Regions from separate parts of the Homo sapiens genome. Here region 1 is linked to region 2. A link is a loop called in an ENCODE intact Hi-C map of the cell type or tissue named here. Cell type or tissue: mammary epithelial cell. All regions are shown on one strand. Each heading gives the region's core, and the rest is flanking DNA. Links, peaks and the distances in the headings are about the cores only. Region 1 overlaps LOC107985255 (a long non-coding RNA gene). Region 2 overlaps LOC107985255 (a long non-coding RNA gene).

The links. Peaks named below come from ENCODE experiments on the same cell type or tissue, not always from the same donor. Only the 100,000 strongest peaks of a DNase experiment are listed, where the experiment ranks them.
Region 1: a loop joins it to region 2, with 2.4 times the contacts of the local background. A loop is called at or near these places in 4 of 110 quality-filtered maps.

The regions. Positions count from the first base shown.
Region 1 is chr1:208,982,912-208,988,301 of GRCh38, forward strand. All of the region lies in intron 1 of LOC107985255 (a long non-coding RNA gene), which reads right to left. Among named protein-coding and RNA genes, the nearest start is that of LINC01774, 13 kb to the left of the region's middle. In mammary epithelial cell, for the core only: no CTCF peak of the experiment used is centred there; a DNase peak (open chromatin) is centred at 2,550.
Region 2 is chr1:208,915,196-208,920,585 of GRCh38, forward strand. All of the region lies in intron 1 of LOC107985255 (a long non-coding RNA gene), which reads right to left. Among named protein-coding and RNA genes, the nearest start is that of LINC01774, 55 kb to the right of the region's middle. In mammary epithelial cell, for the core only: no CTCF peak of the experiment used is centred there; DNase peaks (open chromatin) are centred at 2,296 and 2,696; H3K27ac peaks cover 1,060 bases.

The sequences.
Region 1 (5,390 bases), core at 270-5,269, 68 kb after region 2:
TAATTATTTTTGTATGTTGATCTTATTTCTGGCAATCTTCCTGAACTTTTTAAATTCTAAATAGTTAGTCTATGAATTCTTTTTGCATTTTGTATGCAAACAATGATACCATCTGCAAATAACGATTGTGCTTCTTTTTTTCAAATAATTATATCACTTATTTCTTTTTATTGCATTTTTGAATTGGTTAAAACTTCCAGTAATTGCTACATAGAAGTGGTTTTAGTGAATAATTTATTGTCTTGAGTTTAATGTGAATGCTTCTAAAAATCTGACCATAAAGTATGGCATTTTCTGTGGGTTTGGGTACATGCTCTTTACAAAGTTAAGGAAGTTTTTTTTCCCCAGTACTAATGTACTGGTCTTTTCCTTAATTTATGAATGAATATTGACCTTATAAAATATTTTTCTACATTCGTTGAGATGCTCACGTTTTTGTCTTTTTTTTTCCATGTGTTGAATGAAGATTTATAGATCTTTTAAATGTTGACATATCTTTGTATACTTGGGATAATCTGTTTTATCCTGATGTACTATAAATCCAATTCTGGGTTTGCTAACATGTTATAATTTGTTCTTCCATGCTATAGTGAGATTGGACAATATATCTCATTTCTTATACTTCTTGTGCCTAATTTTGATATCAAATAATAGGTAGTTTACTCTCTTTATTCATTTGCTGAAAGAGATTTTATCAGAAAGGAATTATGAGCTTCTGATTTGTGGTAAAAACTTCTCTATAAAATTATGTGGGCTTGGTACCTTTTTAGGGAGAATTTTTGATTACTAATTAATTTTTGTTATAGATCATTATTTTTCTAATATAGGTTTGTGAAGGCCCAACTGTATTAATTATATTTTACTGTGTCTTATACTGTGGTAAGATGAAATGTTCTGTATGATATCAATTATTTGGACATTTTTTAGACCTTTTATAAACTAAAACGTGACCAACTTTTTAATAAATGATACATGCATATTTAAAAACCATATGTGCTCCTTACTCCTTACATAAGAATATAGTTATGTTGTATTACGGTGTGTTACATTATATTACCATAGAGAAAACAGCTATTTTATTCAAATCTTTAGCATCTTTACTAACATTGACTTCTTGATCTATCAGTTTCTAAAATAGGTGTTAAAATTTTTACACAAGTATTATGTATTTACAAATGTCTTCATGTAATTCTATCAGCACTTATTTCATAAATTTATAAATGTATGATATGGTTTGGCTGTGTCCCCACCCAAATCTCACCTTGAATTGTAAAAATCTCCACATGCCAAAGGTGGGGCCAGGGAGAGACAATTGAACCATTGGGGGAGTTTCCCCCATACTGTTCTCATGGTAGTGAATAAGTCTGACGGATCTGATGGTTTTATAAATGGGAGTTCCCTTGCACAAGTTCTCTTGACTGCTGCCATGTAAGACATGACTTTGCTCCTCCATCACCTTCTGCCATGATTGTGAGGCCTCCCCAGCCATGTAGAACTGTGTGAGTCAATTAAACCTCTTTCCTTTATAAATTACCCAGTCTAGGGTATGTCTTTATTAGCAGCATGAGAAGAGTAAGACTATATATATATATATATATAAATTCATGATAGTTATAGTTTCAGTTATAGTATCAGTATATAATGTTTGATACAGCTTAAGTTCTCTGAGAGGCAACCAGGAAGATGGTGATTAACATATAAGATGTTTATTAGGTGGGACTCCTGGGATCAAAACCTGTAGAAGAAAAGGAAAAAAAAAAACACGTTTGGGCAGAGGGAGAAGTTGAGCTGTGATGCAGTCTCAACAGAGACCTAAGATGACCCCATGAAGAGCTCTGGAGCTGGGATGGTCCTTTAGAGTTTGCCCAGTTAAGGCAAGGGTTCCAGGACTTTATACCCTCTGGACGATCAGTCACTAGATGTGGACTTCTCTGAAAGAAGTGTGATTTGGGGTGAGACAGTGTTTTTAGTAAAGGCAATCTCTCAGGAGAAGTTTACAGCTAAGGACTGCCTTTCATCAGCACTTCTAGAAGCTGGGGGAGTATGTCCTTAATTAGTAAAGAGGAATCTGGAGGCATATTATAGTACTCAACACAGACTACACCTTAAGTGCCTGGATTCACTTACTCATATAGGTTCTGGCAGTGACTCTTCTAACAATCCAGTGGAAAAACTTAGAAAAGAAAAAAAAATGTGATGATAAACTACAGTCCCCATCACTTTTGCTTATCTCAAGTCCAGAAATGATCTTTGTTATCTCCCTTCTCTACCACTTATTATAAATTTCCCTTACCCCCAGCTAGCACCTCTGGTGGTCTTGGAGACTTGCCTGGTGATGTGAACTAGATCTTCAACCATGTGCAGTCTAATTCCCTTCCTCATTACCATTACCTTTTCAGACCAGAGTTACTGTATTTGTGCAATTATTGTCAAAACGTGATATAGAATCACTAAAAGATACTTAAGTGTATTATCTGGCTGCTAAATATATTCCTAATGTTCTCATTGTGTAACAGCATCCTGACTTACTCCTGCCAAGACAGTGATTCATTTCCTTACCTGCTGACCCTTTGGCATGAGTTGCCCAAAGTGCTAGACAGGAGCCATAGCTGGGCCCTATTAAAATCTGGCAGATTTTCATATCATCTGGTGTTTAGGTCACATTAGTATTCCCAGATATGGTTCCCATAATGTGGAATATGCTGCCTTTGTAACCCAAAGAAACCTTCCAGGCATTTTGCTTCCTTCTTCATGCTGAGAATACAAATTTTGATAATTTGTTCTTTATTTGGGGAGGATGGGTGATTCTTATCATGCCATAAACACCGTACATCCGTAATTTTACTTATGTGCCAGGCCCTGAATATTCATAGGGTTTAACTCCAACTCTCTAGAGAATATGCTTCTTAGCAAATCCTCCAACTAGCATCTATATTTTGCTCATCTGGTTCCATTAGCATGTTGTCAATATAGTGAACAAATTTGACATTCTGTATGGATGTCTAAATGGTCTGTACCTCTTCATACTGTATTTAAACAAAGGGCAGAGGAGTTAACACAGCCTTGAAACAAACATGTAATTGATTCAGTTGTCCACTTTAAATGAAATTCTTTTCATTTCCTCTTCCTAATGATGAAAAAAATATATTTTCCAGAGCAACGGAAATATGGCTGCATACCATATATCTGATGACATGTTAATCTGCTCTAGCAAACATACCACATCTGCCACTGGGTCCGATACCTGGCTATGTTTGCAGTAGTCCACTGTAATAATATGTCTTGTTTTTGCAGAAATCAGATTGGTGAATTAAACAGAGACTGAAGGGGACCATCATTCCTGTATCCTTTAACAAACTGTAAAGGTGGCACTAATTTCAACCATTCATATTGGACAATTTTTTTTAAGTAACTATCTTGAAACAAGTATGGGGGATAAGCTGTTTTCACAGGCTTCTTCTTAACTTTTCCCCTAATCCTGTAGGCTGAAGATTCAACGTGGAGGTTGTGCCAACTACCAAGTATGTCTATTACAATTATTAATTGGGGTCTGCAGAAATGACCACTGGATGAGTTCACAGATACGGTAAACAGACTGTGGGCTGGACTTGGCTATCCCAGGTCCCCACTCTGACAGAAAAATCATGATGACACTTTGACCTCAATATCAACTTGGATTCTCTTTCCAACAGTCTTTAAAGTGTTTGGATATTCCACTTTCCCTAGGATACAGTTACCCAATAGAAGGCAGTAGGTCCCTTTGAGAAAAGGAAGTAGCCACTACCACATACATTTACCATGATTTTGCAGGGTTCCTCTAAAAGCGTCTCTTCTCATATCAATGAGTTCTGGGTATAAAAACTGGATATTGGACAGGGAATTGTAATTTTTATTGGAATGATGGCTCTCAGCCTTGTCATTATTATCCTTGAATTTGATGTTTGATTTTACAGATAGAATAGCACTACTGTTAGCTGTTGCTGTGGTTTGAATGTGTACCCCAAAGTTCATGTGTTGGAAACTTAATTCCCAATTCCAGTGTTGATGGCTGTCAGCCTTGTCATTATTATCCTTGAATTTGATGTTTGATTTTACAGATAGAATAGCACTACTGTTAGCTGTTGCTGTGATTTGAATGTGTTCCCCAAAGTTCATGTGTTGGAAACTTAATTCCCAATTCCAGTGTTGAGAGGTAGGACATTTAAGAGGTGACTAGGTCCTGAGGACTCTTCCCTCAAGATGGATTAAGGCTGTTATTGCAGGATTCGGTTTGTTATTGTGGGAGTAGATTCCTGATTAAAGGATGAGTTCATTCCCGTACCTCTTCCCACATCCTCTCTTTCATGCATGTGCACTCTTTTTTTTTTTTTTTTTTTTGAGACGGAGTCTTGCCCTGTCACCTAGGCTGGAGTGCAGTGGCGCAATCTCAGCTCACTGCAACCTCCACCTCCTGATTTCAAGCAATTCTCCTGCCTCAGCCTCCTGAGTAGCTGGAATTATAGGCAGGTGCCACCATGCCTGGCTAATTTTTGTATTTTTAGTAGAGATGGGGTTTCACCATATTGGTCAGGCTCATCTCGAACTCCTGACTTCAGGTGATCTGCTGCCTCCGCCTCCCAAAGTGCTGGGATTACAGGCATGAGCCACCGCACCCGGCCCACATTTCCTTTATTTCCTTTTTCTCCCCTTTCTACTGGTTTAGGAATTAAACATTGCATTCCTTCCTCCCTTTTTTGGTATTTGCCTTTATAATGCTAATGCACAAAGTTAACTAAATCTATGACTAATCAATATCTCTCTTATACGACTGAATTAGAGGAATATAGAGTAATTAAAGTCAATTTCTCGCTATCATCCATGATATTGTGTCATAGTTTGATTCTGCTTAGGACTGATACATGTCCCCACCCTTACGTACACATGTGATTCGTATATGCCCACAAACATTCATCATTCTACCACTGTGGCTTTGAGTTTCTTGTTCATTTCTGGGACTTTGTGATATTTCCTTCTTCCTGCTTTCAATTTCAGCTATACAGTTTAAGAAAAGGTTTGTGTTCTATCTAAGTCAGCATTTCTTTTTTTTTTTTTTTTTTTTTGAGATGGAGTCTCACTCTGTCACCCAGGCTGGAGTGCAGTGGCGAGATCTCAGCTCACTGCAAGCTCCGCCTCCCGGGTTCACATCATTCTCCTGCCTCAGCCTCCCAAGTATCTGGGACTACAGGCGCCCACCACCACACCTGGCTAATTTTTTTGTATTTTTAGTAGAGGCGGGGTTTCACTGTGTTAGCCAGGATGGTCTCGATCTCCTGACTTTGTGATCCGCCTACCTCGGCCTCCCAAAGTGCTGGGATTACAGGCGTGAGCCACCGCACCCGGCCTCTAAGTCA
Region 2 (5,390 bases), core at 332-5,331:
GTCTAACAGCAATAAACAGGGGGGATCTTACTGAGGCCTGTTGGTTCAGATTCTTTCTAGTGTCCCTGCGTGACATTCTTTCCCTCTGGTATAGGGCAGGACACCTGTTCCATGAAGGTCTGCAGGGAAGAAGGAAGGGAGTCCAGAGTGACCTTCCTAGGTTTTATGATCTGCTTCAGAGAAGAAGAGCAAGAAAAATTCTAGTTTCTATGACCTACTTTAGGGGAAGGGGGTTCAGAAGAAAGCCAGAGTTCTTTCCTGTTTCTGCAGCTCAATTTCTTTCAGCTTAAAATATTCAGTATGCCAAGGTGCCATATTTTGGGGTAGCATCTACTGAACCTCAGTTGCATAACTCTGTGAATATACTAGAGATCACTGAATTGTATAATTTAAAAGAATAGGTGAATTATGTCTTGATAAAGCCATTACTAATTTTTTTTTATAAAGGAAGGCATGAGCCACCTTGGGACTAATGATGGACAGGCATTTCCAGTAAACTTGCAGTTACTGGAGTGGCCTGACCCTAATTGGAGATTCCTTGAAATAGATGTTGAAGTAAGGAAATATAATGAAAAACTTTACCTTCTAAAGTCCTTCCTGATCCTCAGATTCTCTAGTGAATAAATCGATAAAGAGATTGTGATTTTAAGGTCATACTTATGCTACAGAATTGTAGACAATTGACACATACCATGAATTGTTTGGGTATTGTCTTCTTAACATTGCTTTCAGGCAATTAATGACCCCACTACTTTGTACAGGATAAAAATATAACTAATGTTCTTTATGTGGACCCTGCTGAATTGAACTCCTAATATAACAGGTCTACTTCAGTGGCTCATGTACAGATCAATACCTAGAAAGGTATTATAGAAACATGGCACATTTAGACTCTTGTAGACTTAAACTCTGGCAGACTGTGATACAAATCCTTTACCACAGAGCAGTAGAGTTAATGCAAAAGATATAGCACAGCCCACGGGTTAAAGTTATGGCCTCTGGAGCCAGACTCCCTGGGTATAAAACCTGGCTCTGCCACTTATTAGCTGTGTGATCTTGTTCAATTTATATAACCTCTTAGCTCTTCAGTTATCTTATCTGCAAAATGGGAATAATAGGTAATTATCTACCTATGTACAGTTTAGTTTTATTATGAGAATTAAATGGCTTAATATTTGTAAAGCACTTTGAACAGATGTCTGACATACAGTAAACCATATAAAGGTTTGTTAAGTAAATCTACTGGGTCCAGTTTGGATAATTTTCCCATAAGGATGCCCATTTGGGAAGTAGATACTTATGAAAATGGGGCGACCTTCGAAATTACCCTCTTTTCTTGGATATTTCTGTTTTGTTAACTACATAAACAAATTCTCAACTAGGCTAATCTCAATTTAAGACTAAAAGTGGAACTTAAGAATGTGATTTGGATACATACAAATTAATCATTGATATGTTGGTTTCAATATAAAATATATTGTGCATTGTGTTCTAGCTCTTAAAAAGCCAACAAGGGATATGAAAGGTTTGTCTTTTCTCTGATGTAAACTCAAAAATTTTTCTCACCATAAAAATATGCCTCTTTAAGATCTATGTGTACAAAACTCTAACTCATTTAATCATCATATAGGCATTACAATCTCCATTTTACAGATGAGGGCGCCTAGTCTCGGAGGATTTAAGCGACTTCTGTGAGGCCACACAGCTAGCAAAGAGGGATAGAGACAGGACTTAAACCCAAGGCAATATAACTTCAATAGAAATGCTCTTTCCACTTTCCCACACTCCTCACTGCACCTACAGTAATCTATCAAGCATATATTTTTCCCTTTTAAACTTATTTATATTTTCATGCTGTAATAATTTTTGGTTGTGAGTTCTCTAAAGTAATAAAATGTTTTATTGGTTTGCCTCCTTCAAGCTACAGAAAGAAAAGAAAACCATAGGAGAGAGGCTAAAAAGTTGGGTTCTAAAATTAGCCACCCCATGTGCCAGGCAAAAAGCGTGGATAATCAGTGATTCCCAGTGTTGTCCTCTGAAGCTTTTGCAAACCAACCAGCAAGAGCCACTGCCTAAATACTCACTTCTCTTGACTGCCTTTGAGGACCAGCTGGATCCTCATCAAGCCCCAGTGATTGACCCCCAGTTATTCATTTGCCTCTCCTCAAGGACGCAAGGCCCTTCTTGCCTTATCCAGAGACATTAAAGAAAGCTGCTTGACGTTGGACATCAAATTGATTTCATGCCAAGATTTCACTCAACCACAGGTGACAACCATTGACGTGTCAAAGCCTTACAAGAAAAATAAACACGTCTGATGCAAAGAGTCCTTTGTTTTTGATGCCATGTTGAATTATGCACCTTTACACAGATCTGACAGTGGCTGTGACTATTTGCTAGAAGGCAGAGTGGAGGCACGTAGGGTCTCAAATTGTAGTGGCAAAGAAGGTCAAAGCATGGTGAATTCAAAGGGGACTGCAAATTTAGAGCTGAGGGAGAAGGCTCTTTCAGCGCCCTTCATCTTCCTTTTCTCATTCAACCCTGTGGAACTCATCTCATCATTCTCTGTCTCCTGCTTCTGAATGCTTTAAGTCACTTATTTGTCTATCTTCCCCAGAGAGAAAGCCTGCTGCTTAGAAAGAGCTTGAAACCACCTGCAATATTTCTCCCTTTAGTCATGTCTGCTCAAGGTGACGTAGGACTTTGGATAAGCATACTTAGTAGGCATCCAAGCTTTTTTGGCTTGACTAAAGCTGGGGACTGCCCACAGTTAAGACCTTTGTCTATGGCTATTTCCTCTTCACCTACCTAGCCTGAGGGGTACATAATCACTTCTCTGAGGAGTTTCCTAGCTTCAGCTGTTTCCGTGGAATCTTTTCTTCCAGCTGTGTTTACTCGTTTTATTTTTTTGTATTCTGTCTGAAGAAGATGGAATTTGCATAATTAAGAATGACCTGAGCAATCTCTGCTAATGCCTCCACTAAAACCTCTGAATATCCCTGTTAACTAATTACATCTATCATTGTGTCAGACAGGTAAAAGACTCCTTCAGTCTGTTGAGACAACATTATTCACCTGGGATTATCAAAGGTTTCAATTCTGGCCATTAGCTGAAATTGCTTGGGTCATTCATTATGGCCAATTCTGCATCCTTTCTAGACAGAGCAAAGTAAATGCAGAATCAGGAATAGATTAAATAGCCATGCATCAGAAGCCTAGTTCAGAACCTCAGCCCTTTCTTTTCCTTAGAGCTAAAGGATGAAAAATGAACAGAAAAACCTTGTGGTTTCCTCTTCTTACATCAGTGAGTATGTGAGCTTTTGCTTCAAGAAATTGGAGGTGATTATCCTTTCCCCAATTTTATTCAGCCTTTTAAATATCTGGTTTAACAAATCCATGAAGAAAAAAAAAAGTCCTTAGACTTGAAATTAAATCGCCCCATTCTCAGCTTTCCCTCATTAACCATGGATTATAGGTAGGGACTTGAGTCACTATTGGGGCAGTGGAGTGTGGGGTATAGGTAGCCTTTCAGTTGAAATTACTTCATCTAAACTGAAAGCAGAACCCAAAGAGGTGGATTAAAGATTAAACTCAGACATTAACAACAAGTGGGGGGATGATGAAAACATATCTGGAAGATTCCAAACATTGGCATGGTAGTTATTAGGATGAGTAGTAGCGAGGCCAGGCAGTATACTCAATTCCTTCTGTATATGTCTTTCATTTTCTGGGGATATGGTTTTATCTGTCCTGTTCTGACACAAAATTCAGCATCCTTGTCACAAGTCAGTGAATATATTTTTATAATGATTCGGAGTCCATTATATACAACAACTACTATGGGCTTGGTAAAAGGATATCAAATGATACACTAAAATGTAAGCAGTTGGTGTTCAAATTGGAAAAAAAAAGTCATACAAAAATAAAGATAACTAGCAATTAAAGTTAGCTAATAATATTGTTCACTAATAGTATGATAGTATGACTTCTTGGAAAAAACTCGCTATCCAATCATAGTGTCCAATTTATCTTTTTTAGACACATTTTCATGGGTAATGCACATGGGCACTATACTCATTAAATGTGTGCTTGCCTTGCAGAAAGAGTGAGCTCAGAGATCATAGACCAAATCATTAGAGAAACCAAAGCATTGGTTAGTGAAAATATCTATATAAGTTACTAAAATCTATTTTTTCTTCAGTTTTTTAGAAATCTGATTATAAAGGCTGTTTTGTTTATTGCTTAGAAAAGTTTTCAGTCAGAAGAAAAAAAAAGAAGGTAGAAATTTGGAGTGAGCAGGATGCTTCCTTGCAATTATTCATTTAACAAATATGTCATGAATCCCTATTATGAGTCAGGCAGTGAACAACATGCTAGGGATATATTGTGTACAAAACAAACAACAATCCCTGCACTTGTGGAATTTTTCTATTGTGAAGAGACAGACATCAAACCTTAAACATAATAAATTAAGAAAAAAAACGTGTATTAGAAGGCGGCAAATCTCATGGAAGGAAGAGAGCTGGGTAAGGGGGCCTGGAAGTACTGGGAGGTATAAATAAATAGTTATGGAGAAGAAAATCATTCATATGATGGCATTTGATTAAAAAACTTGAATGAAGGCAGGAGGTGGGCTATGTGGATGTCTGGATGAAGGGTATTTCTGGCAGAGGACACAGCCAGTAAGAAACATCCTGAGGTAGGAGTGTGTCTGGCCTATTCACGAACTGCCAAGCAGGCTAAGATAAGGGAAGGAGGGAAAGATTTGCAGTAGGACCTGAAGTCGAGAGGTAACTAGGAGAGTCAGATCACATGGATCCATTTACACCATTGTAAGAACTTGCCTTTTACTCTAAGTGAAATGGGAAGACTTTGATAAACATTGAGCAAAGGAGTAAAATGCACTGATATTTTCATTTTTAAAGACTTACTCTGGCAGCTGTCCTGAGTGTAACCTGTATGGAGAATATGAGGAGGCAAGAAGAAAAGTAAAGCGACTGCTCTGGAGAGCATGGCAGGAGAGAGAGATTACTGTGGTTTGAATCCAGGCAGTAGCTGTAAGAGAGGAAAGAAGTAGTTGGATGATAGACGCTTTCTGAAGTACTAACAGGACTTGCTTAGAGATTGAATGACCAATAATAGAAAAAGAGAGAAGTCGATGATGACTTTAATTTTTTTTTCTTTTTTTTTTTTTTTGAGACGGAGTCTTGCTTTGTCACCCAGGCTGGAATGCAGTGGCGCGATCTCGGCTTACTGCAAGCTCCGCCTCCCTGCTTCACGCCATTCTCCTGCCTCGGCCTCCCGAGTAGCTGGGACCACAGGCGCCCGCCACCACTCCCGGCCAATTTTTTTGTATTTTTAGTAGAGACGGGGTTTCACCGTGTTAGCCA